2 separate regions of the Homo sapiens genome follow, and region 2 is linked to region 1. Evidence: chromatin loops called from intact Hi-C (ENCODE). Cell type or tissue: HepG2. All regions are shown on one strand. Links, peaks and the distances in the headings refer to the core of each region. The heading gives the core; the rest is flanking DNA.

What was found. Hi-C counts contacts between places; a loop is a spot of excess contacts. Peaks named below come from ENCODE experiments on the same cell type or tissue, not always from the same donor. Only the 100,000 strongest peaks of a DNase experiment are listed, where the experiment ranks them.
Region 2: a loop joins it to region 1, with 26 times the contacts of the local background. A loop is called at or near these places in 14 of 110 quality-filtered maps.

Annotation. Positions count from the first base shown.
Region 1 is chr10:128,266,000-128,271,374 of GRCh38, reverse strand. No RefSeq gene overlaps it. Among named protein-coding and RNA genes, the nearest start is that of LINC01163, 17 kb to the left of the region's middle. In HepG2, for the core only: a CTCF peak has its summit at 3,201 (motif pointing left); a DNase peak (open chromatin) is centred at 3,194; H3K27me3 peaks cover 2,865 bases.
Region 2 is chr10:128,852,713-128,858,087 of GRCh38, reverse strand. No RefSeq gene overlaps it. Among named protein-coding and RNA genes, the nearest start is that of LINC02667, 57 kb to the left of the region's middle. In HepG2, for the core only: no CTCF peak of the experiment used is centred there; a DNase peak (open chromatin) is centred at 2,877; H3K27me3 peaks cover 1,392 bases.

The sequences.
Region 1 (5,375 bases), core at 152-5,151:
AACCTCCCTGAGGGCAGGGGCCATGTCCGATACACTTTGTATTCCCATAGCACATAGATCAGTATCCTACACATTGTAAAAGGCCAAGAAATTCCTCTCGATTATTGGTTAGGAAGAAGTGGAAATCAGAACCAAAAATCATGAAACAGCAAAGTTTGAAAAGGACCTCAGCAATGATGTACTTCGACCTCTTGTGGTAGCAGTGACTGTGGACATATAACCCTTTAGCAGGGCAGAGGCACAGCTGGAAGAGTCCAGGCCTCTGAACTTCCCACCCTGTACACTTTGTAGAAATAAGGCTCTGAGAAGGTCTGCACTCATGAAATCAATTCAAATGCATTTGACTTGTGCTTCCCAAAATATACTGCGTTATGGAAAACTCCCACTTGACCGCAGACACCTTCTAATACCTTGGAGCAGTAATGCTCTGCAAACACAATTAAGGCAAAGCTAGTTGAATGTTATCTGTAATAACATAGAACAAAGTAGTCAAACCAGAAGGTAAAATTATGCAGTTTGACAACAGTGTATTTGGGCTGAATATCATTTCTAGTTGGTCAAGTGAAGTTGATTATAAAACTAATAGAGAAACTCTGGAGAGATAATTGCATGACATTCTTGAAGGTTAAAAATTTTCTATTGGATTGGAAAAGGGGCTAATGGAGTCTAAGCCAGAATCCTAATCATCAAAACGAAGCTTTTGTAAATTCAACTGTTGCTTTTCAGATGAGAAAACTGAGACTCAGGGCACAGATGTGCCCAAGATGTTCCAGGCAGCAAGACCAGAGCTGGGCTCTCTTTACCTCTTCATCGTGGTAACACAGACTGGGAACATGGGCTTGGAACCTCAGGAGGCTGACCAGAGTTCAGGGATGCAGGAGGTCAAACCTCAAGACTCAGCATCCAGATTGTGTTTGAGCCTGAGAGGCAGGTTACCAGGAAGGCAGTGCCACCTCCTTTCCACGGCTATGCCTTCTTCAGGCCTCATTTGGAGACACCAGGTTATGAAAAAGAAGACAACATCTACACCCCTATCCAAACCAGTAATACAGACCCTTGCAAGAGACGATCAATGAGTGATGACAGAAGGAGTCAATTTCACCTTTCAGAGTAGGGGTGCAGTTAACATTCAGAGCAGGAAGGAGAGCAGACTGGACCTGCCTGGTTCTGCCATGACCTTGCTGCTCTATCCTCACCCCTTACACCCTGTCCTCCTGGATCCTTCTATCGAACAGAACCCACCCACCATGGAGTCTGCCCTAGCAGTAGCAGAGGTGATTTTAAGAGCACCAAGTGGCCGGGCGCGGTGGCTCACACCTGTAATCCCAGCACTTTGGGAGGCCGAGGCGGGCGGATCACGAGGTCAGGAGATTAAGACCATCCTGGCTAACACGGTGAAACCCCGTCTCTACTAAAAATACAAAAAAATTCGCCGGGCATGGTGGCAGGCACCTGTGGTCCCAGCTACTTGGGAGGCTGAGGCAGGAGAATGGCGTGAACCCAGGAGGCGGAGCTTGCAGTGAGCTGAGATTGTGCCACTGCACTCCAGCCTGGGCGACAGAGCAAGACTCTGTCTGAAAAAAAAAAAAACACCAAGTGAGTCAGGGTTCCCCTCAGAAACTGACAGGGTGGTCGGGCTCCGACAAGAGCTTTAGCCACAGCACTTGCTTACATAGCAAGAGCCACACAAGTTGGCTTACAGTGGGCCTCAGTTTCCACTAATTCACTCCACATGGGTCTCTAAAAGATGTGGGTCCCTATTGTGCCTTGGGAGGAGGCCCTGGATACCAGAGGAACTCGAGGGCAGAATGATTTCTGAGGCCAGGCTGGTAACATTCCAGTAAATATCAGAGATGGAAAGGGGAGGAAGGTGCATTGCCAGCGCTTGCCCTGTGCAAAGCACCATGCACCTGCCCAGCTGCATCTTGGAGGGCATTTATCATCCTATTGACTGGTAAGCTCAGAGAGGTTAAGCAACATATGCAAGGTCAAGCAGCAAGCAGGTAGTGGGCCCATATTAGAACCCAGATCCATGGAGCTCTACAGCCACAGCTGGGTCCAGTGTCCGCTACTGTCTTAGAGAGCACTGGGCGGCGGGGAGCTCTTCAAACTGCCCACCTTTGTGGCCTGATATATACATGTATGTACAAATATGTACACAGTCATGTGTGTGTATATGTGTGTAATATGCCGAAATAAAGTTTCAAGACACAGCTCTTATTCTTACTACATGCTATGAATTCTCACATTTTCTTACCTGTTCACTTTCATTGTGGGACCCACGATTTGAAACATGAGTTGGTCCTCCACCTTCTTTAACAGAAGCTGAACTGAGGTCCTGCTGAGCAGTGGACACCGGGCACTCTGACCCATCCCCCTTGCCTCCATGGCCTGGGTTCCTGGGTTCCTAATCCCCCCAGGTCCTCCAGGTCATCAGAAATCCCTTCACTTTGAATCTTGAGTCACAAGATGGATGATTTGTCACAAGGGGCTGACCTGACCCCACTGCTTTCCAGCGCACCTGGCTCTGGCCCTGGCGGGTCCCCTCCCTCAGAGGTTCACAGGCAGACAGGTGGCTAATCATGTCTGGGGTGACCACATGCAAGAGGCCACTCTCTCCTGCCTGCATTTGGTCCTGGTAAGGCCTCCAAGGAAAGGGCGCAGATGTGCTCAGTGTCCTAGCCCACTGGAGAGGACCAGGGATCTTTCCAGACTCCCAGAGGCCTCTCTATGCCCTCCCCTTCGCTAGCACAGCTCTGAACCAGCATCAGGTAAGCAAATGCAGGACCCTCCCTCAGACCGGGGCCGCACAGCAGGACGCAGCCCCTTTGCCTGAGCGGTCCGGTGGTGTCTGGCAGGTCAGAGCCGCTCTGTGCCCCACCTGCTTCCTTCTTCCCTGTTCAGGAAACAAAGCTCGAGAGTCCAGCTGCACGGGGGACTCCGTGAGGACCCCACGGGCAATTCCTAAGTTGGAAAGCAGCAGCTCAGAAGGGCAGCGGGGTCTCTGGGAGTCCTGATTGCCCAGGGGGAGAGCAAGGCTGGACTCCCTCCATCACGCTGAGGGCACCAGGAAAGAAGGCCCTCACTTTCCTGCCTCTTCCCGCCTGCTCTGCAGCCTCTCCAGGAGGAACCCTCGGGGTGGAGCGGCGCATTCACTGCACTGAGCCCCCGACTCTTTTTAAAGCTTAAGAGCGCCATCTTGTGCATGACAGGAGCAACCGCGGGACACCAGTTTCCCAGCGGCTGAGCAGAGGGAGCTGCCTTCCCTCCTTTCTTTCCTTCTTTCTTTCTCTCACTCAGTGAGGCTTCGTGGCCTCTGCAGGGTCCCCTGCAGCCAGAATGTTCTCCGGCTTGAGGTGGGGCATGCAAGACTGTCCCCACCACCCCCTCCTGGGTGGCTTTGCTTTGTGTCCACCCGGCGGGTCTGCAGCAGGGGTGGCCTGTTCCTTGCTCCCCACCACCGACCCCACCCCCAACCCCCCACCTTGGACTCCAGAAGGTCTGCACTGTGGTAAAGAAAACAAGAGGCAGTGAGTGAATGAGAGAAAGAAGGAAGAGAAGGAAGGAGAGAGGAAAGGAAGGAGGAGGAAGGGAGGGAGGAAAGAAAGGAAAGAGGGAGGAAAAGAAAGAAAGGGAAGAGAAGGGGAAAGAACAAAACGAGGGAAATGAAAACATCGTCTGCACTTGGCTTTCATTCAGAATGTTCTGTGGGTACAGAAAATGTGGTCCCTCTGGGGACTGACACAGATAAAGGAAAACACTGAAAAGTACCCCAAGTCTCCACCTGGCTTGTTTGGGTGAACGGGTCCCCTCAGAGCCTCAGTTTCCCTATCGGTAAAATGAGAAACTTGGGGGGTCATCAGATTCCACCCCGGTGACCTCCTGACGCTGCTTTCACCCTCCAGCACACCAAGCCTCCAGACCTCGCTGCTAGGCTCACAAAAATGCCTGCTTTGGGCCGGGCGCGGTGGCTCACGTCTGTAATCCCAGCACTTTGGGAGGCCGAGGTGGGCGGATCACGAGGTCAGGAGATTGAAACCATCATGGCTAACACGGTGAAATCCCGTCTCTACTAAACATACAAAAAATTAGCCTGGCGTGGTGGTGGGCGCCTGTAGTCCCAGCTACTTGGGAGGCTGAGGCAGGAGAATGGCATGAACCCAGGAAGCAGAGCTTGCAGTGAGCCGAGTTCGTGCCACTGCATTCCAGCCTGGGCGACAGAGTGAGACTCCGTCTCAGACAAAAAAAAAAAAAAAAATGCCTGCTTTGAATTTCAACTTTTTTCCTCTCTGAATTCTAGATTACAATGTTTTCAAGTAGGAAAAAAAAAAAAAGCAGAAAAGAAGAAACCAAAGGAGAAGGACTGAGGGTCCAAATGGTTTTGTAACCAGATGAGGATCTTCATCTCTCTTTTGAAATAAAAATGTAAGGAAAACATCAGTTATGGTACAGGGAAACCAAATACTGCAGAGAGAGAGAGGGAGAGGGCAGCTGTCTCCATCCGGCTGGCTGTGGTCACTTTACTGACACACAAAACCATCCACACCCCAGCTCACCCCAAAGTTTTGGGGGTGGAATAAGGGCATATTGATCAGTTACAGGCAATAGATGGAAAGGCCGTACCCCCACGAAGTTTATCATTGTTTATCAAAAGCCTAAATAATAATAATATCCACTCGCATATGCACATCTATTTCTAAGGTCTTGGAGGGCAAAGGCCTTGTATTTGATTCCTAACTTTCTTGCTTCCATGAGAACCCAGGGATATGAAGGGATTTTTGTCTAAGGTCATGCTGAGAAGAGAATAGCCAGGAATCCTGGCTCCAGTCTCTGCCCTCATCTCCTGTCTTATAAAGTACACATAAAAGGTACAATTATGAGAAATGAGCCCATTTTGTCATGAAATTCCATATCATATCATTGCTCAGGTATTGAAAACAAGCCCAACCTGGGCTGAAGCAGACGTGGGTATTCATGGGGTCCTGTAGTCCTTCCATAATTTAAATGCTACAATGGAGTCCTGAGGTCTAACAAAACAGTATACAGTAAGTCCCCATTTGCAGCAGATTGGTTAAATGGGTGTTTTTTTAATGCAAATTAGTTCAAATTGCTATCAAGAGTAATTATTGTAAAAGAAAGGCGGTGTTTCCATCATCCTTCCCTCATTTCGTTCTTCTATAGTCTCTTTTAAATAACTTAGCCATAAAATTTCAATTGACCACTAAAAAAAAAAAAAAGAAAAGAAAAGAAAAGTGGTGCAATCAGCGGCAGAGAGAAAAGGGTGAAAGAGGTAGAAGGAGGGCCGGCCCCCACAGAGTGAGGGTCCTCACCAGCCCCCTGGCGGAGCCTCCCAGGACCCCCGGTCCTAGATGCCA
Region 2 (5,375 bases), core at 97-5,096, 590 kb before region 1:
CTCTGGCCATTGGGCTCCCTGACCTTCCAGGTACCTGGCATAGAGCAGAGCTCAGCAAAGATGGCTGAATAGAATGAACGAACAAGCGAACGATTTCCCTTTCAATGACCTTCGGGATGGGTGGACAAAGAGTAATATTAAAAATGATGTGGAAAATGATTTCTTTTCCCAGCAACCCAACTGGAACAAACAGGTTAATGCTCTTCATCTACTTGCAATTCTGTATTGTTTTACCAAACCATGATTGAAGGCTTTCTCTGGTCTGAATTTCTTGACTAGTCCTTGGATGAGGGTGAAGAGGAAGAAAGAAAGAGGAGGTGATGAAGAAATGGGCCCTGTCCTCAAGGAGCCCACCATCCAAGGAGGTGGGTATGGAGGGTGAGCACAGTCATGTCACTTAATGACGAGAACACATTCTGAGAACTGCATCATTAGCTGATTTTGCTCTTGTGCAAACACCACAGAGTGTATTTACACACACCTCCATGGCACAGCGTACTGCACATCTATGCTATATTGTAGAGCCTAGTGCTCCTAGGCTACCAATCTGTACTGCATGTTACCATACTGAACACTGCAGGCAAATGATGAGTATGTGTATGTGTCTAAACATAGAAAAGATACAGAAAATACACAGTATAAAAAATAAAAACTGGTGCACCTGCATAGGCGCTTACCATGAGTGTAGCTTGCAGAACTGGAAGTTGCTCTAGGTGAGTCAGTCAGTGAGTGGAGAGTGTGAATTGGTGAATGTGAAGGCTTAGGACATTACTGTATACTATTGTAGACTTTATAAGCACTCTTAAGCTACATTAAATATCTAAAAAACATATTTTTCTTCAAGAAGAAGTTAACCTTAACTTACTGTAACTTTTTACTTTATAAAAGTTTTAATATTTTTAACTTTTTGACATCTTTTAGTATTTTTAACTTTTAATATTGAATTTTTTAATATTTTTAACTTATTTTTTGTAATAATCCTTCGCTTAAAACACAAACACCTTGTACAGCTGTTCAAAAATGTTTTCTTTCTTTACATTCTTGAATAAGAATATAAGAATAAGAATATAAGCTTTTTTCTATTTTTGAAATTTATACTTTTTTTTGTTAACTTTTAAAGCTTTTTTGGTGAAAAAGCAAGACAAAAATACACACATTAGCCTAGACCTACGCAGGGTCAGAATCGTCAAGATGTCACTAGGTGAAAGGAATTTTTCAACTCCATTACAATCTTATGGGGCCACTCTCATACACATGGGCTGTAGTTGACAGAAACAGTGTTATGCAGTGCGTGATTGTATAGATCTATAATGCACAGGTGAGGGACGCAGCCCAGGAGTGTGCAGCACTAGGGCATCGTTCACTCTACTGGGGGCCATTCCGGGCCTTCCAACATCATGGCGAATGAGCTGCATCTTGAAGAATGGCCACCAGCTCGGCAAGTGACACTGGTTACACTGCTCTCATCTACCTGGGCAGGAGCAGGGCAGCATCAGAAAGGCAGTGAAAAAGCAGTTCTGGGAGAAAAGTCAGAGGCGGTGTTGTGGTCATTTTCCTAAAGCTGTGGTTTTCAAAAGAATGGGAGAAAATCATCATGAGGGTGATTGCCCCCTAACAAAGGACTCTTTTCCTTTTTCAGTTTGTGACAAGTGAGAATAAGAAGACTGTCTTTGCTTACCCTTTGAGCTCCAGAAAAACACGGAGGTAGCAGAAGAGAGGATGTGGTGGCAGTGGCCATGGACAGAGGAAGGAAGGCAGGAGGAGAGAACTCTCCTGCCCAGAGCTGGGCCAGGAAATCCATGGTTGATGGTCTCAAAGGGCATGCAGGGTCAGCCAGGCTGTCCTCCAAGTCGGTGGAGGGCAGTGCTCTGCCTGCACGTCTATTTCAGGCAGCCTAACCCTTTGGCACCTGGGATCCTAGGGCAGCATCCTCAGTAGACGTTGGGCTCATGGGCTTTCTGAGCCCTTCGCCAGCACCCCACTTCCCACTTCCCAGCAGTGTTTGTGCTGAAGCCCTGGATAATGATGGTCCTTAGGGTGGGAGAAAGGAAGGTCTACAGCCTCAGCCACCTTGGGCCCAGGTATGGCTCCTGGTGCTTTGGTGAGGAAAGGGGGGTGAGCCCTCCCTTCACAGGCTCCACTGGAAAGACCCACGTACTAAGAGACCTCTGCCACTGCCCTCCGGAGAAGCACTTGGCTGCGCTGGGAGGGTCAGAAGCTCACGTCCCCTGGGTTTGGGCATGAAATCCTGTGCAAAACTGCATGAAATGTTGGTCCCAATCGCAGGCCCGTGAGTTGTGGCCATCTTGGCAGAGCGTTCCAGGACCACGGCCAAGATGCTGTGTGCGGCCCCTGTGCTCTGAAAATCCCAACCTTTAAAATCCATTCTGAAGATGTGATTTAATTAAATGCTATGTGCTTGAAACTGGTTCAAATTAGTTTATCTATTTCTGATGGCTGTTTCCCATGTGAGTACATGTATTAACCATGCAGAATGTATGAACTGTTCACAGTCTAGCATAAAATACTTTTATGCTATTTAGGATTTTAAAAAATAAATAAATAAATGAAATGACTGCCCTTAAATTGGTAAACCAATTCCAGCCACCATAAAGTCTTAAAAAAAAAAAGCCAGACGTCTTCTAAAACTCTTTTATGAGCACACATGGTGAAACTGCTGCAAATATTATTGTTTGTGAATAAAATGTAAATTAGTGCTTTTGTGTTCACCTGTAAGTTTTTCTTTAAAGCCAGAGATTGCATTTGAAACCTGCAATTCTCAACAAAAAGAGAAAAGTTCAGTGCTGATTGCTGGATATTTGGACCTCCCAGTGCAAACATTAACTGGCTGAGAGGCCCTCTGGAATGCAATGAGGGGAACAATACCGGGACAGGAGCCAAGCCCAGCAACACTGGCGCCGGGAACCGAGGGATCTGCCTCCTGGTAGTAAGAGCTGAGCACGGCCCAACACTTCTGCTAGACTGGAAATGACACACTGTGATCCTTGACTTAGCCAAAGGGATTTTAAATGGAGGGAAGAGTTGGCAAGACAAAATCTCCTGTACTTTCACAGTGTTTTCTAAAACAAGCAGAGGAAATCAGAAGAAAAGACTGAAGTCTATTACATTTGATCCAGTTAAGTCAAGAGTGGAAGCTTTTTACTGCTGTTATTATTTTTTTTGTACTTTCTCATCATGTCCCACCACCCAGAAAGCACAGACATAAAGCAGAAACTTGAAACTGCTTTCATTCCAGCAGAGGGACACCCCAACATTGCATTATTGACAGGAGGTTGGAAAACCCTGACAGCTGCAGAAATTGTACAGTTGAAGTTCAATTCCCCGGAGTGGGAACGATATACTGATGGTATTAATTCTGTTTGGAATTGTTAAAATAAGAAAAGGTTATGGGGCTGAGGAAGGGACCTGCCATTTCTTCCTGCGAACAAAGGCATACGTTGTATCTTCCCTGGTGTCCTTGGAGTGTCATTTCCAACCTTTTGAAACTGTATCTGATTATCCATGTGGCAATTAATCATAATTAAGCAGGCCTGAGGTTTGGAGAGGTACAAAGAAGGTGGTTAAGAGCTGGCTTGGGTCCTGAGAAACCCCTTTCCCCATTTTGAGCTGCAGAGCCTCTTGTTCTGGAATGATGAGAAAATGCTAAAAGGCAGAGGGAGGCCAGGCAAGGAGGGCTGGTGTAGAAATTTGCAGGGGTGGGGGCCAGGCACAAGTTTCCTTCTGGTACCCTTTCCTTTCTCTGGTGATTGCAGCTCTTCACCAAGATCCAGTACATTGGAAGCCAGGTAACGAATTACCTTTCTAATGCCAAGTGATTTGGATCCATTCTTACAAACCAGATTTTTTCAATTTATTACAGGAAAACATTCAATCATTATACACTGGCGCTGGGTCTGGGGCACATGGAATTCTCCTCTCTCTTCTCCACCCCCAATGAGCATTTTAAAGGCTTAGAAAGCCCAGAATGCCGTCTTATTAAAATTTTTTTATATATTTATAATTAAAATACGGGGCTGGCATTCAAATCGTTTTAGCAGATGTAATCGGACACGCAAGGCTTCCCCCAGCCCAGGTCAGGCGAGAAACAATGGTTGCTTTAACTCCGGACTTCGGCTCGGGTTTCTGTTTGCACATGGGCCCAATTTGTACCATTTATGATTAGGTTTAAGTAAGTTGATGTGCTATTTATTTAGGAGAACTGCCGTTTCAGAATATTGCCATATTCCCCCAACTACCACATTGCCATGTGGCTGTGGCCTGTCCTGCCGGTGATGGGGCTGTTACCATACAGACCGTAGCCCTGGCTCCTCACTGCCAACACTGCCCAAGTACGTGGCTTTCTGGGTGACCTTCCAAGGTTGCTAGGTGGGTGGTTGGTGTGTTGTGTTTACAGAGGGAACTACAGCATGAATGCTAGACACTAAGACTGTATGTGCAGCTGGCGGACAAAAAGGAAGAGCGGAAGTCACTCGGAAACGCACATCATCCACTCCTACACCATCCACTGGCATCCCTGAGGTGCAGTTCCAGGTGGACCCAGCAGCCAGAGAGCCTTGTGCCTATAGGGCCCCCAGGATGCTAACTTCTACCCTGAAAGGCAGGGGAAAGTTGGTCCCAGAGGGCAAGGGCTTCACTCAATGGTTCCTTGCTTTTTCATGCCATATTAAACTTGGAAGTTTGATGGTATCAAGTAGTGCAAACCAAGATGACCCATTTCCTTTACTACCCTCCTGATAAGTGATACACTGTATTCAACTTAACTTCAAAGGGTGATGAGCCAGCAGCTCCTTAGCAGCCTGCCACCTGCCAAGAGGAGTTAGCATTCCCACACCTGGCGTCCTTTCCTGGAGAGAGTCCCTTCCCTGTGTTCTAAGTTGGCCCCTCAGGCATTTCCAGCCACCAGTTCTTGCTCCTGGACTGGATGCTGGTCTGTCCTGACTCCCTGCCCCACGAATGTCCTTCCTGTGTTCGTGCCTGGACTCAAGCTCTTCCCGGGGGGGTGCACCTCCTTCCTTGCTACAGGCCCACCTCCAAATCCAGACATCTTTCCTTGAAAGGTTTCCCAAATGCATCTGACCTTGACCTCTAGAGGGTGGCTGATCTCAGCCTACTTTTCCCTGAAGCTGCGGAGATGACCTCTGGCGACAGTGGATGTTGCAGAGAGGACATCCACACACCTGCTCATTTACCCCATGAGTGAGGTCATCATCATGATTCCCAATCATGAAAGACTCTGCAATTTGATTTTGTCAAGAGATTTTCCCAGGCAGCAACCATGGGAGGTGGGAGCGAGATGCGAAGTGTGGTCCTGTGTCCCCAGACGGAGGCTCTCGCTGTGTCACCCTAAGGTCACC